4 separate regions of the Homo sapiens genome follow, and all the other regions are linked to region 1. Evidence: chromatin contacts called from ENCODE Hi-C data. All regions are on one chromosome and are shown on one strand. Each heading gives the region's core, a stretch centred on a gene start or an enhancer-like site at or near the end of the contact. The rest is flanking DNA. Distances are from core to core; before and after follow the strand shown. Region 1 has its middle 19 kb from the start of SLCO4A1. Region 2 holds the start of LSM14B (LSM family member 14B). Region 3 holds the start of OSBPL2 (oxysterol binding protein like 2). Region 4 overlaps LAMA5 (laminin subunit alpha 5).

The links. Hi-C counts contacts between places; a loop is a spot of excess contacts on that map. Pooled maps may share reads with other maps.
Region 2: a pooled map shows a loop between it and region 1 (9-fold over the local background). The contact joins the promoter of LSM14B here to the enhancer-like site in region 1. A Hi-C loop is called at or near these places in 4 of 37 single-sample maps with no recorded cell type and 9 of 50 pooled maps.
Region 3: a loop to region 1 is called in a pooled map, with 15 times the contacts of the local background. The contact joins the promoter of OSBPL2 here to the enhancer-like site in region 1. A Hi-C loop is called at or near these places in 6 of 37 single-sample maps with no recorded cell type and 9 of 50 pooled maps.
Region 4: a pooled map shows a loop between it and region 1 (11-fold over the local background). The contact joins two enhancer-like sites. A Hi-C loop is called at or near these places in 4 of 37 single-sample maps with no recorded cell type and 6 of 50 pooled maps.

The regions. Positions count from the first base shown.
Region 1 is chr20:62,621,265-62,626,699 of GRCh38, forward strand. No RefSeq gene overlaps it. Among named protein-coding and RNA genes, the nearest start is that of SLCO4A1, 19 kb to the right of the region's middle. RefSeq lists enhancers at 2,906-3,265, 3,526-3,575 and a silencer at 3,306-3,395. Within about 2 kb of position 2,312, at least 38 of the 41 ENCODE cell types and tissues checked have a DNase peak (open chromatin) inside an H3K27ac peak, as active enhancers do.
Region 2 is chr20:62,119,834-62,125,268 of GRCh38, forward strand. It overlaps LSM14B (LSM family member 14B), which reads left to right and starts at 2,642. Exons shown (of 9, transcript NM_144703.3): 1 at 2,642-2,960; 2 at 4,784-4,947. The coding sequence starts at 2,834. It overlaps LOC105372706 (a long non-coding RNA gene), which reads right to left and starts at 3,851. Exons shown (of 3, transcript XR_936963.2): 1 at 3,623-3,851. RefSeq lists silencers at 1,701-2,790, 2,951-3,490 and enhancers at 2,154-2,841, 2,842-3,530, 3,531-4,218.
Region 3 is chr20:62,235,981-62,241,415 of GRCh38, forward strand. OSBPL2 (oxysterol binding protein like 2) reads left to right here and starts at 2,541. Exons shown (of 14, transcript NM_144498.4): 1 at 2,541-2,617. It overlaps LOC105369209 (a long non-coding RNA gene), which reads left to right. Exons shown (of 4, transcript NR_160555.1): 4 at 1-321. RefSeq lists a silencer at 2,269-2,668 and an enhancer at 3,366-4,290.
Region 4 is chr20:62,334,259-62,338,236 of GRCh38, forward strand. LAMA5 (laminin subunit alpha 5) reads right to left here. Exons shown (of 80, transcript NM_005560.6): 13 at 3,974-3,978; 14 at 3,758-3,892; 15 at 3,546-3,680; 16 at 3,332-3,469; 17 at 2,476-2,528; 18 at 2,082-2,187; 19 at 959-1,011; 20 at 763-868; 21 at 264-363; 22 at 1-84. Among named protein-coding and RNA genes, the nearest start is that of MIR4758, 3.7 kb to the left of the region's middle. Within about 2 kb of position 2,278, at least 2 of the 41 ENCODE cell types and tissues checked have a DNase peak (open chromatin) inside an H3K27ac peak, as active enhancers do.

The sequences.
Region 1 (5,435 bases), core at 1,062-3,561:
GTCGCAGCCTGGCAGGTCCTGCGCACCCCGATCCCCGCCGGCCAGCCTGGCATCACCCACACGGTCCGCCTCCCCACCCCGATGCCCTCCTACTACCCCCTGGCATTTTTCTGTGTGTGTCCAGCTCCTTCCTGCCACGGGGCCCTTGCTCGGCCGCTCACCATGCCCCGCCCTCCCTCGACTGGGCAGGACCTGCTAATCCTCAGATCCCGGCTCAGAGTCATGTTCCCAGGAAGCCCCTGGCCCTGCCGAGGTCAGAGCCTGTGACAGCCAAATGCTCCCAAACACACACCATGCTGGCTTGCGACCACGCCTGTGTGGCTGTGCCTCCGTGGCTGTCTCACCCGTGGTATCTGTGGCGTCGGGAAGGACCCTGTCTGGCTGCACCGCGTCCCAGTGCTAGGATGAAGTCAAAGCCCAAGAAACCAGATGAAAGAATGAATCCACAGACAGAAAACTGTGACAAAAGCTTTGAGTGCCCTGCTCCCGAGCACGGCTGAGACGCGGAGCTCACCCCAGCCTGGAGAACTCAGGGCAGCCGTGACCCAGGGGCAGGAAGAGGAGCCGGTCTGGCTCTGGGCAGGTCTGGGCTCCTTGGCACACGTGCCCCAACCCTGGCACTCCTCGGGGATGAGGGGGGCTGTCCTGCCTGGGTGCCACTTCAGTCTATGGGGAAAGGGTGGATTGCAGGCCAACAGACACTGCATTGACAAGGAGCTCATGGGAGCAGTCCCGGCAGCCAGGCTGGCCTCTGGGGAAAGGACCTGGGGCCAGGACCCTGAGAGTGGGGAGGACAGCTGGGGCTGAGGCGGAGGGAAAGCTTTGGGAAGCAGAGACCATGGGGGCAAAAGCCAGCATCAGGGGAGACCACGCACGGGAGGAGGTCCTCCGAGCAGGAATGCCCTCCAGGCAGGTTGGATGGCAGCCCCCGTGACAACCATGTCCTAATCCCCCAAGTCTGTGACTGTCACCTTACTTGGCAAAGGAGTTCAGAACCTTAGAATGGGAGAGGAGCCTGAATTATCCGGGTGAGCCCAGTATAATCACCAGGGCCATCTAGGAAGGAGGCAGGAGGGTCGGAGGCAGAGGAGGGGAGTAGAGGTCCGAGGCAGAGGAGGGGAGTAGAGGTCCGAGGCAGAGGAGGGGCGTAGAGGTCCGAGGCAGAGGAGGGGCGTAGAGGTCCGAGGCAGAGGAGGGGCGTAGAGGTCTGAGGGCTGCAAGCAAGGGCTTGAGCCAAGGAAATGCAGGTGGGAAAGACAGGGACATGGATTTTGCCTTAAAGCCTCCGGAAGGAGCTCATTCCTGCTGGCTCCTGGTGCCCCAGTTCAGTCCTCTGCCTCCAGAACTGTAAGGTGACCTGTGAGCTGTGTCGGCCCTTCGCTGGGGCTGTTACTGCAGCCCCCGAAACTCACCCGGCCTTCGAGAAAAGGAGTGCAGGTCTCACTCTGAGGCCCCAGGAGCCTCGGGAGGTTCCCAGCAGGAAACGACGTGGTCTCCTGCATGTTTCTAACTTAGAAGCCACCGTGGGAGTCCGGCCCGGAGGCAGCCCTGGCCCACGGCTCACGCTGCTCTGGGCTCTCTATAGAGTCGTCCCCCTGCTCCTCACAGTCCTGGTGTCCCCCGCTTTACAGGTGAACAAGCCGAGGCCCAGTGCTGCCTGGGTGCTGGCCCTTGCGACGGCCCAACTGGTTGGGTTGGGGCCATGTAAGTGCCAGGCAGGCTGGTGCTGCCTCCTGGGCGGTCACCTCCCGGGGACGCCACTCGGTCACCAGGGGAGGCGGCCTCAACAGTGCCTGCCGTGTGACGCTCCCCAGCCTCGGAGGTGGCCTTGGCTCCAGGGCCTATGGCAGGCCCATCAGTCCCAACAGGCGGGAAGAGCAGCCTGACCTGGTTGAGCTGGGACCTCCGAGGCCACGGACGTACACACCGTCCTCCCTCCACAGCCTCCGAGGCCGCGGACGTTCACACCGTCCTCCACAGCCAAAGGGCTGCCCGGGTGGTTTTGGTTCCATCAGTGAAGTTTTCTGTGGTTCACTCAGAGCGGAGCTGGGCATGGCTTCCTAATTGTGTCTCCTCTGGAGCACTTCAGAGCCTTCCCAGGGCCCGTGGAGCCTGAGGTGTGTGCTGGCACGTGTGGCACAGGCCTGGGAGTCCCAGCAGCGGCAGAGAGACCCGGAGGGGGTCAGGTGCCCTCCACCCACAGAGAGGGGGTGTGCGTGAAGAGGAGGGGTGGGACGAAGGAGGAGATGTGTTTTCTGCTTTAATGATTTAATGGGTATTTAACCCTCCCTTGGTATTTGCCTGGCTTCCGGGTGCTCTGAAAAGTTTCCCTAAAGGGGCTGGGGGAGGGGAGCTGGCGCCATGAAGGCGTGAGTCAGGTGGGTGAGGCTACGCTTGCTGGAAGGAGTCTACGTGCCTTCTGAACACACAGCTAACAGCCTGCACCTGTCCCAAAGGCCATGCTTCCCTGTGACAATGACTGGTTCCTGCCCACGTCGGGAAAGCCTTGGACAGCTTTCCTGGCCTCCAGAGAACCAGGGGAGTTGGGCTTGTCAAAGTTCCTGGGAGCCAGTGCTTCCCCTGCAGGCTGAGACCAGCCCAGGAAACTTCACTCTCAAACCACCGCCCCAGGGCAGAAACTTCCCTGGCCGCCTGCCCTGGTAATTTTCCAGGGTTGAAATTTTCCTCTCCAGGGCAGGAAGGACCTTCAGCCACTGATAGCTCAACCAGAAATGTTTCTACCGGACCAGAAGTCACAACCGCCCAGAGCATGACTTCACTCAGCCTCAGGGGCGGGGCTGTGGGGAGCAGTGGTCGGGGCCCCTCCCACCTGCAGATCAGGGGTGTGTCTGGCCACGCCCCACCAGCATCTGCAAGGGACAGAACGTTCCAGGGCAGGCAGCACAACAGGCCAAGGACTCAGGATCCCCGCCAGAGGGGCAGGGGCTGCAGGAGGCCACCCGCTCCCCGCTGACCTTGGCAGGAGCACCTGGGAAGCTGTGATGATCCCGCCCGGGTCTCCTCTCGGCCCTGAGGTCGCAGGACTCCAGCCACTGTGGAGATGAGAGGGAGTGTGGCTTCCCCTGAAATGAAACCAGACCCAAACCAAGACAAAAGCCTCCCACATTGATCCTATATTCCTGCCCTTCCTTGAGAGCAAGGGGCAGGATTTGACTTCCCCCAGGGGTAGGGGGGCACGCATGGCTGCTTGGGCCCATGGAAAGTGGCTGGAAGGGCCGCGTGTCACCTCTAGTGGAGACCCCTGGGACCCAGTGTGCAGTGCACCCTGGCCCTGGCAGCGACACCTGCAGCCTCCAGGTGGTGCCCGCGGGGGCCCGTGCAGGGACGCGGGACCAGGGCCCTGGCTGCTGTGGGGCCTGATCTGTCTGTGTTGATGGACACACCTCAGAGCCAGGATGAGGCCCAGAAGGACCAGGAGCCCAGCCTGTCTCCTAAGCAGCTTCCAGGTACTTCTGTATTTGGATATTTTTAGGAGAAGCTCTTTATTATCCAAAGATGTCATCATCAAAAAAGGGAAACGACCATCCAACCACACTTCTGCCAGTTTTACCGAAAGAGCAGACTGTGCCGGAACTCGGTGCTTAAAAGGACAGAGCAAACCCCTAGTCTACTCAGAGAGGAAGGGCACGTCCGCCCCACTCGAGGGAGGAACAAGGCTGTCCACTCAGTAAGTCTTTGTAAGGAGTGCCAGGGTCCTGGGAACAACAGCAGCCTGTGCTCCCGAGAGTCACCTGAGTCGGCCTGGACGGAGCCTGCAGTGACCGGACCAGGCAGGTGAGCGTGTGCCCAGGCACGGGCTCCGGGTTCAGGCACACAGAGACCTCAGCCTTTGCTTTCCCTCCCCACAAATGACGGCAAAAAAACACGTGAATCCAAGGCCCAGGGATGAGCTCGGTTTTTCCGTTCACAGTGATGCTCTGGGATGTGGAGGAAGAACTGGCACGAGGCTGCAGCGACGCGGCCCGGGCCTCCGAATGCTGAGTCAAGCAGGGCCATTGCACGAGGATGGGCGGGTGGGCGCAGGCCAGAGGTGGCTCTCCCGTGTCCTCCGTGTGGCCAAGGAGCATGTTCCTTCATCATCACAGTCACATCACACCACCAAGCCCCGCGAAATTCCAACCCTTTCATTCCTTAGCTTGTAAGATAATGCTGCGTGAACCAAGACAAGACACAGCCAAGGGGGCCATGGAGGGTGGCGGGCACCGTGCTGTAGGCTGAGCTGCTGTGCCAGGGCACCATGCTGCAGGCTGAGTGAGCTGCCATGCCAGGCGACCACTGGGCCCGGCCCTGCCCAGGGTGTGGTCAGCCCGGGAGAGCCATGCCAAGCCGCGGAGAGAGGAGCGGCCCCCAGCCTCAGCAGGGCACGTGCGCACACTGCCGGGGGCATCTGGGCCTGGACACGGGTTGTGATGTGGGACGTCGGAAGAGACAAGAAAAACATGGCTCCATGAAATGGGAGCAGCCTCGGGATCCCCAGGAAGTCTCACCCTCTGGAGGCAGGTGGAGCATTGACTTGGCCGGACCCCATGTCCCGCAGGCGCGGCGGCCCCTCGTGGGCATCTCAGCTGGAACGAGGCATGAGCAAGGGCACAGTGGAGCCGCACTAGGGTCCCATAGGGGCTGCTTGGTTCAGAGCGACAAGCCGACGGACAATGGAGTGGGTGGCACTGTGAATTGCAAGGCAGCCCATTCTGTCCCCGGAGCCCCCTCTGGGTGCCTTTCCCTTCGCAGCACCTTCCCTCCAGCTCCAGACACCTCAGGACCCGCCAAGGCCTCACACTGGGTGTGCAGGTCCTTAGGGATTCCAGACTGGCCCTGCAGTGCCTGGGGCGGGTCTGTGGGCCTGGGGAAGGGGCCGGCAGGGTTGTGTACCACAGTGGTTCTGCTCATATGTGTCTTACTTACTGGGGTTCTGGGTCACAGTTCAGTCCCGCTGCCTTCAGAGCTAGGAAGCTGAGGCTCTGAGGGGGGAAACCAGAGGAAGGGCAGGGACGGGTGCCCTCGAGGTGTGACCCGGCAGGCGTCTTCCTGAACAGTCCTGCCCTGCGGTGCCACTGCTCCCGCCTGCTGTGCCTGCTCCCAGACCGAGCTGGCCTTCCCCACCGCAGTCCCAACCCAGGGCAGGAGGCGCCCCCACACTCTTGCCTCATCCACTGGACCACCCGGGGTGCAGCCTCCCAGGCTGCCTGTGGGGTTGGCAGGACCCAGGGGCTTCCTCCTGACGTTGAGCATGTGTTGGCCTCTGGACTGACCTCCCAGGCAGAGGGGCACCAGGGAGAGGTCATAGCCTCTCCTCAAGCTCCCTGGGCACTGCTGGCAGCCCCAGGGTACAAGCAATGTGCCAACACCCCCTCCCCCTCCTGCTCTTCCAGCCCACGGTCACTTTCACCAGCAGCCTCACCCAGAGGGCACCA
Region 2 (5,435 bases), core at 1,392-3,891, 500 kb before region 1:
GGGTGGCTAATGTTCTCAGGGAGCCACCAGCTGCACACCCACGGGCTGGGCAGGCACTCGGAGGTCTCTGGGAACTGCACCCTCCCTGCCTTCAGTCCGGGGGCTCAGAGGCCAGCTCCTTTTCAAGGCAGAATCAGCTCCTGCTAGTGAAGCATGCACCCCACCCCCAACACAGCCAGAAGCCTGTGGCTCAGAAACTAGGAGGCATGAAGTACAGGATTTGTGACCTTGGATTTCCTTACTTGGAAAATGGGGTGGGGTGGGGGGACAGAAGGACTTTGACTCCACATGGGATCACCAGGCCAGCTCACTCAGGAGACCTGGTTGGCACCTCCTCCTGACAGGTGCACCCTGTATATCCAAGTGGGGAAGGATGTGCTGTGTTGAGAAGCTGAGAGTCTGGGTCGCGCTTCCCAGGGCCAGATGCCCCAGTCGCTGGAGACCTCTCCTCCCTGAGCTGGGCTGACTCCATGGCTTTGCTGTCTCTGTTCTCTTCCTGCATATGATGTTCCAGGAGCCAAGAAGCAATTCTAGAATGTACAGGTCAATCTTGGCAGATGAAACTGAATTTTCCCTCTTCTCTTCTGCTTCCTGTGTCCCCTTCCTTAAACTCATCACTGTTCTCTTACTGGCCATTGCCGGGCTCTGGTGGGAGCAGGTTGGCTTCACCTTTGTGAAGAGACAAGAGACAGTGTGATGCGGCCCCAAGCCTGTGGAGGATGCCACCAGGCCAGACTGCAACTTCTCTGCGTGACTCCCCCGTGCTGGGCCTCTGTTTCCCCTTCTGTCAAATGGGGAGTCACAGCGTCTACCCTGCAGGGCAGGTAAGATCTTCTTATTATAGTCAGAAACACATTCTAGGTCCTTACCAAGTCCACACTTACACAAACAGGTGAATTAAATATTTCACAAAATAATACTTACTTTCACCATGCGAGATACTATTATTTTCTTTTTTTCCTTTAGAAATAGGGTCTTGCTGCCACCCCTGCGTGCAGTAGTCCAATCACAGCTCATTGCAGCCTCCAACTCCTGGGCTCAAGTGATCCTCCCGCCTCTGCCTCCACCTCCCCAGGAGCTGGAACTACAAGTATGTGCCCCCACACTCGCCCAATTTTTTTTAAAGTTTTTTTTTTTTTTGTAGAGATGGGGTCTCCATATGTCGCCCAGGCTGATCTCAAACTCCTGGCCTCCAGTGATCTTCCCGCTTCGGCCTCCCAGAGTGCTGAGATTACAGGCATGAGCCACCCACCACGCCATCTGATATCTTCTAGCTTATTCTATTTCATTTTTATTATTATTTTTCTTGAGACGGGGTCTAGCTCTGTCGCCCAGGCTGGAATGCAGTGGTGAGATCTCTGCTGACTGCAATCTTCACGTCTCAGGCTCAAGCGATTCTCCTGCCTCAGACTCCCGAGTAGCTGGGGATTACACGTGTCTGTCACCACGCCCGGCTAGTTTTTTTGTATTTTTAGAGTAGAGACAGGGTTTCACCATTTTGCCCAGGCTGGTCTTGAACTCCTCACCTCAAGTGATCCGCCCGCCTCCGCCTCCCAAAGTGTTGGGATTACAGGCGTGAGCCACCGCGCCCAGCCTATTGCATTTTTATAGTCACCACCCACTACTTTTTTTTTCCAGGACCCAATATTGGTCCGTGATCTGATGATGTTCACGGTCAAGACGGAAGCAAAAAAAGCACACACCGCGCGCCCTCGGTCACTAATCACGCGGAGTATACGCGAGGAGGGCCCGCAGCTAAGCGACGGCGGGCGGCCGAGCTTCCTCCACGGCCGGGGAGGTGGGCAAGGCCTCCGGGCCGCAGCCCCGGGTACGAGCGGAGGCTCCGAGGCCCCCGGTAGCCAGTCAGAATTTATTTTAAGGGAAATGGAAAGCTGCGGCAGGCTTTGGGAGGAGGGGCAGGATTAAAAGAGAAAGTGTGCTCAGCATGTTATATTTAGAGGCTGCCACGCCGGAAGCGCCGCCTTCCCGGGAGCTGCCGCCGCGCCCGCCCCCCGCCGGCACCTGGGCACTGGGGCGGGAGTCCCGGGGCTGCCCGGGAACACCCGGCGCCCAGGGCCTCCGCCACTCCCCGGTCCCCCATGAGGGTGAGGGCTATAGGCGCATCTGGCCCAAGATAGGGGAGTCGTCCGGACCCCACTTCTGTAGGAGGGGAAACTGAGGCCAAGGGGGCAAAGCCCCCGTGTTCGCGGCGCCCAGGGTCCGGGGCGGCGCCGGCACGCGCGCGGGCGGGGCCTGGCGCTCCTCCCCGGTCCCGCCCACTGAGCGTGCAAACCGCAGCCGCCCGCCCACGCGCACGCGCGCTCCTCCCGGGCCGCTTCCCACCCCTCCCCCCGCCCGCTCAGTCTCGTGCTCCCAGCTCCGCGAGGGGCCCGCCGGGAGCCGGCCGAGGGTGGGGCGGATCGCCGGGGAGACCCGCCCCCGGCCAGCGGCGCCTTGCTGCGCAGGAACGACGCGAGGGCCCGCCCCCCAGCTGGCGGCCCGGCCATATTTAAAGGACGGCGGGCGCGGCGAGCCAATGGGCGGCGAGCGTGAAGGGGCGGTGCGTGGCGGTGCGTGGCGGCGCGAGGCCCCGGATGTGGCTGCGGCGGCCCCTCCTCCCCCGCGCTCCTCTCAGAGCCCCAGTCGCGCGCCCCTTCTTGGTTCGCTCGGTGCCCGCGCAGGCCCCTCGGGCGGTGGCGAGGAGGCGCCCAGGCGGAGGCGGCGGCGGGCGGAGGAGCGCAGGAGCGGGCGGCCAGGCCACCGCGCGGCGGCGGAGCGGGCCGCGGCCCGGCGCTCCTTCCCCACCGCGGCCCGACGCACCCCGGCCGCCGCCATGAGCGGCTCCTCAGGCACCCCGTATCTGGGCAGCAAGATCAGCCTCATCTCCAAGGCGCAGATCCGCTACGAGGGCATTCTCTACACCATCGACACCGACAACTCCACCGTGGCGCTCGCCAAAGGTAGCGGCCGCCGCCCGCCCGAGCCCGCTGACCCCCGTCCGCCAACAGCCCCGGCCTGCGGTGCCCTCCCCGCCCCGGGGCGCCCCGGAGCCTGGCGCCCAGACCCCGCCCAGAACCCACCCAGGGCACACCCGGCCCGAGATCCCCTGCCCGCGCCTTCACCCCGGACGCCCCCGAGGCGCCCCCTTCCCGCGCGCCACCCTCCCCCAGCGTAGCCGGCCGCACAATGGTCTCCCTGGGCTCCCAGGGCGGCGGGATTGTGCGCGGGCGCCCGGCGGTGTTTGGTGAGGGGCGGGCCCGGCCCCCGCGGTGCCGCCCCCTCGGCCGCCCAGCCCACCTCTGCAGGTGCCAGCTCCGAGGAGCAGGGCGGCTCCCGTCAGCGGGCCTCCTCCCCGCCAGCCTGGGGGGATCCCTGCGGGGGAGCCTCGAGGTCGGGTGGCGGGGCCAGTGTCCCGGCGTCTCCCGAAGGCTGGGGGTGGGGTCACAACACGCGAATCCTGCAAGCCTTTCTGGAACTTATTAGACAGCTGGGGCCTTGATCCTGAACAAATACCGCGTCCTAATGCGGCCTCCTGCCAAGGCAGAAGCATCCGTTGGCAGCCAGATGCCCCGGTTTAAACGGTTCTCCTGCTCTATCCTGACCTTCCCACTGTGGGGCTTACCTTTTGGTGACAGCCGCCTGTGGGTGCTCGTAACCGGCTGTGGCCGCTGGAGGACTTACAGGAGGGGGGCTCTTTAGAGTCAGAATCTCTGAGGTTGTTGAGGCAGCGGGTGGTCCAGAGTTTCTTTGTCTTCATCACCCAGAGAAGACGGGGAGTGCACTTCCCCTGCCTCTCAGAGAAAAGTGCCCGTGGAGCCACGTCTGCCTAAGCCCGTGTGTGTGCTGGATCTGGCGCTAGGCTCCCAGGGGTTCTTGAAGTGTCTAGACGCGTCTGAAACGCTGCTTAGGTCACAGGGAACTTCATGTGTAGAAGAACGCACTCATTCCAAACAGGGAGTGTCTCCTTTTGAAGCCCGTCTCCTGCGTGGCTTCAGGAGCTTGTTGAGTATGCCAGGGCTATGCACTCACTTGCAGCCATGGAACCTCACTACACTTATTACAGGAGAGCCCAGTTAGAGAAGCTGAGGCCCAGAGTAGGCCCAGGAGTTAGCAGGAGTTGTGTCTTACCAGTTAGAGGCTGCTGTCCCACCCACCTCTGCCCCTAGAGGCTTGCTAGAAAGAGACTTGGGCGCTCCTGGAAGCCTGCTGGTTAGGGGTTAGTAGACTCAATTCCTTATAGATGCGGAAGCCGGGGTCAGAGGTCCATAATCCTGGGACCCTGTCTCCCTTTGTTTTCTGTTACAGCTGTTCCAAGGTTTGTTATGGATAGAAGGGTAAGGGCAACACTCGTCTAGATTCCTTTGTGAGAAAACTGCCTCCTCAGGCGCAATGTGCGGTGAGGCTTTGGGCATAAAGCAGCCGGCTGGCTGTTGGATCTACAGAGTCAAACGTGAACAGGGAGGCCTTACGAAGCAAGCCTTGTTTTGCTGAGAGCTCTGTACGTTGGTGCCTTCGCACATCAGACTGTCAGTCTGTGAAATTGTTCCTTGTCATCTTTGTGATCTAGAGCTGTCTGTTGTCTGGAGCTTCACCAATTGGTGCATTATCAGCACTGTCCATTGAAAATCGGGGCATTAAGTAGTTGTTGAAATGTGGACCTGGGGTGCTGTGTTGTGGCTCTGAGCAAGTGTCGCCGTCTTTTGGAAGGCTTGGGAGCAGTGGTGTCAGGGTTGATTGAACTGGCTGAGGACAACAATAACGCTTCTCTTTCTCCACTCATAAGTGAGGTCCTTTGGCACTGAAGACCGTCCCACAGATAGGCCTGCGCCCCCCAGAGAGGAGATTTATGAGTACATCATTTTCCGAGGAAGTGACATCAAGGATATCACTGTGTGTGAACCTCCGAAAGCTCAGCACACACTCCCGCAGGATCCCGCCATTGTTCAGGTAAGTGTGCCACTGTCCCTCTGTGCATGCTGTAGGAGATGCTGGTTTCCATTTGGAGCTTGGTGGCATGTTTGGTCAGAACGCTCAATGTGAGGAATAACCTTTTTTTTTTTTTCTTTGAGGCAGCGTCTCGCTGTGTCACCAGGCTGGAGGTCAGTGGCGTGATCTCAGCTCATTGCAACTTTGGCTTCCCAGGTTCAAGCAATTCTCCTGCCTCAGCCTCCCGAGTAGCTGGGACTACAGGGACGCACCACCATGCCCAGCTAATTTTTGTAATTTTAGTAGAGACGGGGTTTCACCATGTTGGCCAGGATGGTCTCAATCTCTTGACCTTGTGATGCACCCGCCTTGGCCTCCCAAAGTGCTAGGATTACAGGCGTGAGCCACCACACCCAGCCTGAGGAATAACCTTTTAATGAAAAGTGGCTTAACTTTTGTCCAGGCTGTTGCTGCTCTCACAGAAGGTGTTGATTCTTGTAGCACACACA
Region 3 (5,435 bases), core at 1,291-3,790, 390 kb before region 1:
CTGTGCTGGGCCCTTCCTCATTGCAGGGCTGGGGGAGTCACTTAACCTGTCTGGGGCTCAGTCTTCTCATCTGTAAAGTGGGAATGATGGCACCTGGTACCCACTTGATTGGCTGTTGCAAACATGAAACCAGATGGGCCTGTAAATCACAGGGCACTCGGCCGCCATCACCATCATCATCATCAACATCATCATCCTCATCATCATGGCCCCAGCTCATCCATCTTTGTTGCCTTCTCCACCCCCATCTTCCATCCTTGGAGAACTGTGCCTCTTGAATTGGCCTCGTGACCTAGTAAAGATCATAACAAAGACGCCTAAGTTGGTCTCAAGGCACCCTCCTTACTACCCACCAACTGAGGGAGGATTCTCGCCTAGTCCCAGCAACTGGCCCCGGGGAGGAAGTACCCTTCCCAGTCCTGGCACGTCTCCAGCAGTGCTGGCTGACGGCAGACTACCCTTGAAGCTCAGTTACTGCATTTGTGGAGAGGGGTGAAACCCCTGCTCCAGCCCAGGGGCCATCTGAGATCACACCCCCAACCCCAAGGCCAGGGTGGATCTCCCTGCTTGGCCCTGGGGTGGTCCCTGGGCAGATGAGAGGGTCCTTCTGCCTGAGCCTCTGAGGCTGCCCTCACTGCAGAGCTCGTGGTCAAGGGGTGGGTGGGCAGGTTGGATCCCCTCAAGGGCACAGGGGTTAGAGTCTTAGAGACTTAGGGTGAGGGACATGGAGAGTGATGGGTTTCTGGGACCCTGAGCTGGCCCTGGCAAGGCCCACAGGGAAAGCTGTGGAGCGCAGTCATCTCCGTGGCAACTGGCCTCATCGTCCTTGTCCTGGCTTGGGGGCCGCACGCCTTCCCTTCCCTTTCACCGGCTGGAGTCGCTTTCTTCAGAGGTAACCATGGCAACCCCTTTGTTTCTGAGGCCTGCCCGCCCTCCTCCCCGTTCTCTCTTCAGGAGAGGCTCAGCCAGCTCCTTCCTGGTCCCGGCACGTCTCTAGTGGCGCCGACTGACAGTGGCCCACCAGTGAGTGGGGCCAGCCCCTGGGGTGGGGGAGAACGGCCCTGCTGGGCCCAGAGATGTGGCCTGGGCCCCACCCCTGCCACAGAGGCCACGTTCATTGGCTCACTCATGCCCTGAAATTTATAGAGAGTACCCACGTCTGCCACGGGGCCACAGATGGGGCAAAGGCCTGTCCCTGCCTCCATGGCCCTGCTAGGGGCAGCCTGGAAGTGGGGAGACAAGGCCTGAGGAGGGGGTGCAGAGGCCCAACGGGGGCTGGCTTTGCTGCAGGACGCACTGCGGGGTCACGGGTCATCTGCCAGAGCTCTCAAGGCCACAGGAAGCCCAGGACTCTTGGCTTTACCTCAAATGGGCTGAAGCAGAAACAAGCATGTGGTTCACGTAACTGAAAAGTCAAGGAAAGGACCTGCTGAGGTGCAGCAGGGTCCACGTGACCCGGCCGTGGTTGCTCCGGCTTTCCTCTGGGCTGGCTTCATTCTCGTGCAGCCCTGTTCTCGGGTAGTGAGATGTGGAAGACTGGCCCCTTCCCTCTCTCACCTAACCCAGCTCTGGAGAGGTCTGTGGGCAGATGGGAGAGTCATTTGACTTCAGCCTCCCCTCCGGTCTGAACTCTGACCCTACAGCAAAAGTCCCAGGACTGAGCCTCTTTGGCTAGAACTGGGTCACAGGCTGACCCCTAAACCAACTGCTGTGACTATGTAGCCAGCCTGGTTTATGCCACTCCACTCACCTCAAACCAGACCCATGACTTCAATGAGATGTTGACAGGGGAACCCTGGTTTGCAGATGAAACTGAGTGATCACAGACTCAGAGAGGTTAATTAATTTGTCCAAATCCACACAGCTGGTAAAGAATGCAAGCTCCAGGTCTGATTCCAGAACTTCTGGGCTTAACCCTGGAGCCACTGTAGGTCAGTGGGAGTCCAAAGGGTTTTAAGTATGGTGGTGAAACGGTCGGGGATGCAGCTGGAGGGGTAAATTGGCGCTGGATTTTGGTTGGCGGTGAATGGCATGCAAAGGAGGTGGACGATATTCAGGATTTGGTAGGACAGTGGAAGCAGCTACGCCCCAGCTATCGCACGGTCCCCAGCATTTGTAGGAAAAAGCCCCCAGGGCTTTGGGTAGCCTCGCAGGCCCGCACTGCCGCCAGGACGCAGTGCACCTGAGGGCGGAGCACCCACGCCCCGGGCCACCTGACTCACTGTTTGTCAACTCTGCTCTCTGCAGCCACGCCCTTTCCTCCTTGCCTCCCTCCCCTTTTGGCTCAGGGGCGGCATAACCCCGCCTCTCTCCTGCTGTGACTGGCTGTCCTTGCCGTCACTCCGCTGCGTGGGCGGGGCTCTGAGGGGGCACAGGTAGAGGCCCTTCGCGAAGGGATTAGCATAGTCCCACCCCCCGGCGCGAGCCTCGGGCCGGGCGCTGATTGGGCAGGCAGCGGCCGACGCGGCGGCGCCGGGCGCAGCGAGTGGCGGGCGCGGGCTGTCAGTCGGCGAGGCGGCGGGCCGCACTTCCGCCTCGGTGTCAGTGGGTCGCGGGCCTACGGGGCGGGGGCGGGGCGGCAGTGAGCTCGGCCGGCAACCGAGGGACCCGCGTCCAGGTGAGTGGCCCCCGCCGCCGCCACGCGAAGGCCCGGGACCCCGGCGAGCTGCGGGGCCTGGGCCGCGGGCTGGGGCTGGAGCCGGGGCGGGGAGGGGAGGGCGGGCCGGGCAGGACCCGGGTCCGCAGGCCGCCTCCAGCCCCGGCCCCGGCCCCGGCCTCGACCCCCACTGGGAGGCGCGCCCGGCCTAGGCCGCAGCCTGGCGCCCCGGGGAAACTTTGGGAGGAAAGTTCCGGCCGGGCGTGGGGCCTGGGCCTGGGTCCCGCGGCCCCCGCACCCTTCCCCCTGCGGTCGCCCGGCAACTGCGATCCCGGGACCCCCGGCCCGGCCCCCCCGAGATCCCCAGCCCCCCTGCTGCCCCGCTGAGCAGGAAGTGGGGACGGGCGCACCTGCTCGCGGCCTCGCCCTCTCTCACCACCTCACCGGGAACAGGGAAGGATTTCGTGCGCATTTAGGGCGATCCTGTAGGTGAGGAGGGCGAGTTCCGCCGGGAAGAAGGGCAGGGAGACGCAGTCCCACTCCGACCCTGGCCTTCTTGTCCCGCAGGCCTGTGTGCACGTCGTCCCGGGGAGGGTGCCCGCGAGCCCTTGTCCGTTCCCCTGGGCTCTGTTTTTGTTTTTAATTTATAAATCTTAGCAGACTACACACGGTTGAGAACTTGCTACCTAAAACCTATCTTTGGTAATGTAATTTTAAGAGGTTCCTTCTTTCGCCAGTTATATTTTGGTACTCAGAAGAATACGTCTTTAGACTTTCCAAGTTTATAAGCCCAGACCAAGACTGTTAGGTCGTCACAGCACCTCAGCCTCCCCGCTTCATGGGAGGACCGGCGACGAGGCAGTGGGTGTCGGGGTGTTGCAGGCTCTCCTGGGGTGAGGGTCACCTCCCAGGGGCGTTTCTATCTGAACCGTCCTCTAGGACAGGCCCTGGCCTAGCCTGGCTCCGGCAGCTTTGGGATGACTGCCCGGAACACCTGGAGAAGGGGTCCCATTCGGTTTGGTTGGATAGACGTTTCTCGAATGCCTGCTGTGGGCCTGGCTGGGTGCTGTGCGGCCTTCCCACCAGCTGGATGTGTGGTGAGGACAGCGGAGAGTTGAGGAGCCCGGAACTGGTGCAGGGGCCACATGCTGGGAAGCCACGGCCGTCCCTGCTGCCCTTCCTAACTCGTGCCCATGGCCTCTTTTCTGGCTGTCAGCCTCAACTCCTTCATCCGGACATGTAGCACTTTGCTGATAAGAGAAGCAAACGAGATCATTTTCTTGTTTTATGTTTTGAGATGGAGTCTCGCTTTGTTGCCCAGGCTGGAGTGCAGTGGTGCGATCTTGACTCACTGCCACCTCCGTCTCCCGGCTTCAAGCCATTCTCCTGCCTTAGCCTCCCATCTAGCTGGGACCACAGGCGCCGGCCACCACGCCCGCCTAATTTTTTTATTTTTAGTAGAGATGGGGTTTTACCATGTTGGCCAGGCTGGTCTCGAACTCCTAACCTCAAGGGATCCGCCTGCCTCAGCCTCCCAAAGTGCTAGGATTCCAGGTGCGAGCCACCGCGCCCTGCCATGAAATCATTTTCTACCACAGTCTCTGACACCTAGTGCGCACCCCGGAATGCCAGTTACCTTCCCCTTGTTGAGGACAGGAACTTTGTCGGTGGCACTTCCTCCCTGCCCAGCCCAGTGCCTGCCACAGTGTCGTCTTTTAGAATGTGGCAATGAGTGAGTGAGTGACTGAGTCTCCCTCATAGAATTTACCCTGTTTTCTTCATGTGTCCATCTATTAATGACAGCTCTTACCCCAGCAGACGATAATATTTAATAATGATTGTTCCAGGACTGTTACGAGCATGTCGTATTCACTTTCTTTGTGTGATCTTCACAACAGTCCACTGGGCAGGTACTGACATTATCCTTAGTTCATTCATGAGGAAGCTAAGGAACAGAGAGGTTAAGTAACTTACCTAAACCACACAGCAGTAAATTATGAAATATGGATTTGAACCCAGGCTCCAGGGTTCACACTCTTAAACACTACCCTGTACTGCCTTTTAATATCAAGATTTTCATTTAACATTTTCGTTTAGAATATTCTAATCATGCTGCATTACTCTGTGTCAGAATTTCGGGATTTTGCTACATATAGAACTAATAGACTTTCTTTTTTGTGAGCCTGAGTGTTTACAAAGCCATTTCATTTTTTCTGAAATAAAGTAATTTACCGTTTGACCATTCAGGATTTTGCCAGAATACCTTCCCTGCCACCCAGCTCCTTTGTTACTGGCAGATTCAGTGGTGGTCTCTGTGTGAAGAGGGAGGACTGAGGGGCATGGGTGCTGACAGGCGTACAGTCCAGACTCTGAGGTCTCCGTTCTGAGTTCAGTTCCAGGGGACTTCACACACTGCCTTAGAGTACACACGTAGGACATTTTTCTTCCACGCCTCGAGTGCGTTGAGAGGGTCAGACTCTGCTGTGTTCCACATGTTAATGAGAGGTGCTGTTTGAATGTGAAAAAAATGCCACTTGACTTTCATCCCAGTGTCTCTCCTCTGTGCCGTCCAGGAGATGCCAGCAGATGGGTCTTGGAATTTTTTTTTTTTTGAGATGGAGTCTCGCTCTGTCGCCCAGGCTGGAGTGCAGTGGCGCGAACTCGGCTCACTGCAAACGCGAACTCAGCTCACTGCAAGCTCTGCCTCCCGGGTTCACACCATTCTCCTGCCTCAGCCTCCCAAGTAGCTGGGACTACAGGCGCCCGCCACCACACCTGGCTAATTTTGGGTCTTGGATTTGTCATTAAAGCTTGCTCGACTTTTAAAGTTTTAGTACAT
Region 4 (3,978 bases), core at 1,028-3,527, 290 kb before region 1:
ACGGCGTGACCCTCAGGTGTGGCAGCCTCCTCCAGCTCCAGGCGCAGGTGGTGCAGGTCCGGGAGGTAGTGGTCCCTCGCAGGCCTGGCCACAGCAGGGGCTGGTCAGGTGCAGCTTGGCCATCCTACCTAGCCCTGCACAGCGGCCCCGGGTCTCCAGGGAGGGTGAGGCCTCACGTGGGCCCATGGTGAGGGACACGGAGAGGCCCGGAGGACAAGCTGCCTGCCCCGCTCCCCACCACCCAGTGGGGAAGGGGTACCCACTCGCTGCAGGTGGGGCCCTGGGTGTTGGGGCGGCACCGGCAGACGCCCGTCCTCGGTTCACAGCTCTGGCCCAGTGCACCGCCAATGTCACACCGGCAGCCTGCAGGGAGAAGGTGGGAGGTCAGAGGCTGCCTGGCCCCCACCCAGCCTCAGGGGCCCCTCACAGCCAGACTGAGAAGCCTGCCTGGGGCTCTCTGGATGATGGAGAGTCAGGGCTCAGGGCTCAGGGCTCAGGGCGAGGGCGAGGGCGAGGGTGAGGGCGCTGGGATCTGTTAGTGCCGTCTGCCCAGGTGTAGGACAGGGGAGAGGAAGCCACGCATCTGGGTGGGAGCTGCACCCCCTCTCCCACACCCTGGCACAGGCTGGCACCAAGGGGCAGCCATCCATCACCCGGGCTTCATGCTGCCCAGGCTGCACTTGTCCCTCCGGGCCTTGGGTTCCCCAGCATAAACCGAGGGGAGGCAGGGCTGTGGTCTGGGACGAGCGAGTGGGCACTCACTGCGGCAGCCAAAATAGTCAGCCTGATCCAGTCCAAAGAAGCCATCCTTGCAGGACGCGCAGGCCTGGCCGCACACGTGGGGCTTGCAGAAGCACTGGCCGGTGCCCTGGGGGCCAAGGGAGGAGGTGAAGTGGGGCAGGGGAGGGTCCTGACCAGTGTGCCCCCAAATCCCCCACACCTTGGTCCTCAGACTCACCGGCTGGCACTCAGCAACTCCACCCAGTGTGCCCCTGAGGTCGCAGCTGCAGCCTGGGGAGAGCAGGGCAGGACTCAGATGCTTGGTGGGGCAGGAGAGCCTGGCTCCAGCCCCCCGAGGAACCCCCACACCCTAACACCCCCTCCAGGGCACACTCACAGGCTCCAGCACCCCCAGGAGCCCCTGCACCCTGACACTCCCTCTAGGATACACTTGCAGGTACAGTTCCCCAAGGAACCCCTATACCCCAACACTCCCTCCAGAGCACACTATAGGCTCCAGCCCCCCAAGGAAATCCCATACCCCAATACTCCCTCTAGAGCACACTCAGACTCCAGCCCCCCCCCAGGAACCCCTGTACCCCAACACTCCCTCCAGGACACCCTCATGGGTACAATCCCCTGAGGAACTCCACACCCCAACATTCCCTCCAGGGCACACTCACGGGTGCAGCCCCTCCGAGGAACCCCCACACACTAACACCCCCTCCAGAGCACACTCACAGGCTCCAGCACCCCGAGGAAACCCCGTACCCCAACACTCTCTCCAGGGCACACTCATGGACTCCAGTCCCACGCAGGAACCCCCTGCACCCCAACATTCCCTCCAGGACACCCTCATGGACTCCAGTACCCCCCCAGGAACCCCTGCACCCCAACATTCCCTCCAGGACACACTCATGGGTGCAATCCCGAGGAACCCCACACCCCAACACTCCCTCCAGGACACACTCATGGGTGCCATCCCCTGAGGAACCCCACACCCCAACACTCCCTCCAGGGCACACTCACAGGTGCAGCCCCTCCGAGGAACCCCTATACCCCAATACTCCCTTTAGGGCACACTCACAGGCTCTAGCCCCCCAAGGAACCCTCATACCCCCAATACTCCCTCAGGGCACACTCGCAGCCCCCCTGAGGAACCCCGCACCCCAACATTCCCTTCAGGGCACACTCATGGGTACAATCCCCGAGGAACCCCATATCCCACCACTCCCTCCAGGGCACACTCACTGGCTCCAGCCCCTCCAGGAACCCTGCACCCCAACACTCCCTCCAGGATATACTTGTGGGCACAGTTCCCCAAGGAACCCCTGTACCCCAATACTCCAGGGCACACTCACGGGTACAGCCCTCGGGGTTGCTGGGGCTCAGTCCCCAGAACCCAGGTTTGCAGCGGTCACAGCTCGGCCCCTCCACGTGAGCCCGGCACATACAGGGAACCTGTGCCTGGGAGAGGACAAGACTGCAGGTCAGAGCGGGCGCCCTGCTCTCCCACCCACAAACCATAGAGCCATAGAGCCCTGACAAGGGGTGGTGAGGGCTGAGGGCCCTCACCTGTGACTCACAGGAGTCACCTGCAGTGGGGGCAGAGGACCAGCCTAAGGAGCAGACAGGCCCTGGGGTTGCCATGGCAACTGAGCAGCAGGCAGGAAGCCCTGGTCTCACCGGACTCGGGACTTTTAGCTTGGCCTGGGTCCTCACCCATCTCCCACACACGAGCAGACTTGGGCTCACCTCAGGAAGGGCAGGATCCACTGGGGCCAGACCGGCAGGGTGGCAAGAGCCAGCTGTGAAGAGAGGACCATGCCTCGGTCATTTCCCAGTGACCAACCCGGAAGGCCAAGGGTGTCCCAGGCCCAGCCAGAACCCACGGTCCCACAGGAGCTGAGGACCAGCACAGGTGCCTCTCATCCACATGGACGGCCTGAAAACACGCACCTCCCTGCTCCCTCCGCAGCAACGGACGTGCCATCCCACCACACAGCACCTGCTCATGGACATGCACGCAAACGTGCACCGCGTGGGGTACCCGTGTACATTCCACACGCAGTGTGTGACACACGTCTGAACAAGCACACAAACGCACGTGAAGATGCACCCACTACACGTGCACTAACACACCCACACGCCCGTGAAAGGACATGAACACGCACACCCACACTTGAGACACGCGATACGCGCACCCACTTATGCGATACGCGCACCCACTTATGCGACACGCGCCCACATGCGACACGCAACACATGCACCCACGTGACACACAAACCCACTTACGTGACACAGGCACCCACACTTAGGTGACACACACACCCACACAAGCAACACATGACACCCGTACACACACAGAACGCAACACATGCACCCATACGAGACACGACAGGCGCGGATGCACAGCACGCAGACACGGGCAGTACGCGGACACCCCTGCACGGCATGTGAACAAGGTGCGAACACAGAGCGTGGGGACGCAGTCGCAGTACACACAGCAAGATGCACGTGAACAGCCTCACAGGAAGGCAGGCAGCGTGTGAACAGCACAGACCCACACACAGGCCCGGCACCTGGTGCACACAGCCACCTGCCTGCTCACCTTCGCAGTAGGGGAAGTTGTAGGCACCGGGCACACATGTGTCACACCGCAGCCCCGTCACACGGGGCCGGCAGCTGCACTGCCCACTCCGGGGGTCACAGGCTGCGTGCAGGGAGCCTTCAGCAGAGCAGTGGCAGGCTGCAGACAAGGATAGCTGTGGGCACGCAGTGGAGACTGCACCTGCCTCCCCACCACTTCCTCCCTAGGCACTCACGGACACAGCTGGGGAAGCCGTGAAAGCCGGGGCTGCATTCCTGGCAGGCAGTGCCTGTGTAGCCGGGGCGGCAGCGGCACAAACCTCCCGCCCCACAGAGCTGGTCCAGGGCTCCCCGAGGGTCGCAGGTGCATGCTGCAGAGGGACAATGGGGTCAGGCCCTGGCGCCATGTGGGTGGCAGAACCCCTTCCTGCCCTGACCCTCTGCTCACCTTGGCAGTTGGGGAAACCATGGTAGCCAGGGCGGCACCGGTCACAATGAGGTCCAGCAAACTCAGGCTGGCATAGGCAGCGGCCGGCCTCATCGCAGCCCTCGGGCAAGGTTCCTGCAGGGCTGCAGCCACACACTGCAGAGCGGAGCGGGTGTCACGGTAGGCCAGGCCCACGGGCCTCCCCTACCCACGCCCACGTGGAGAGGCACCACTCACACTGG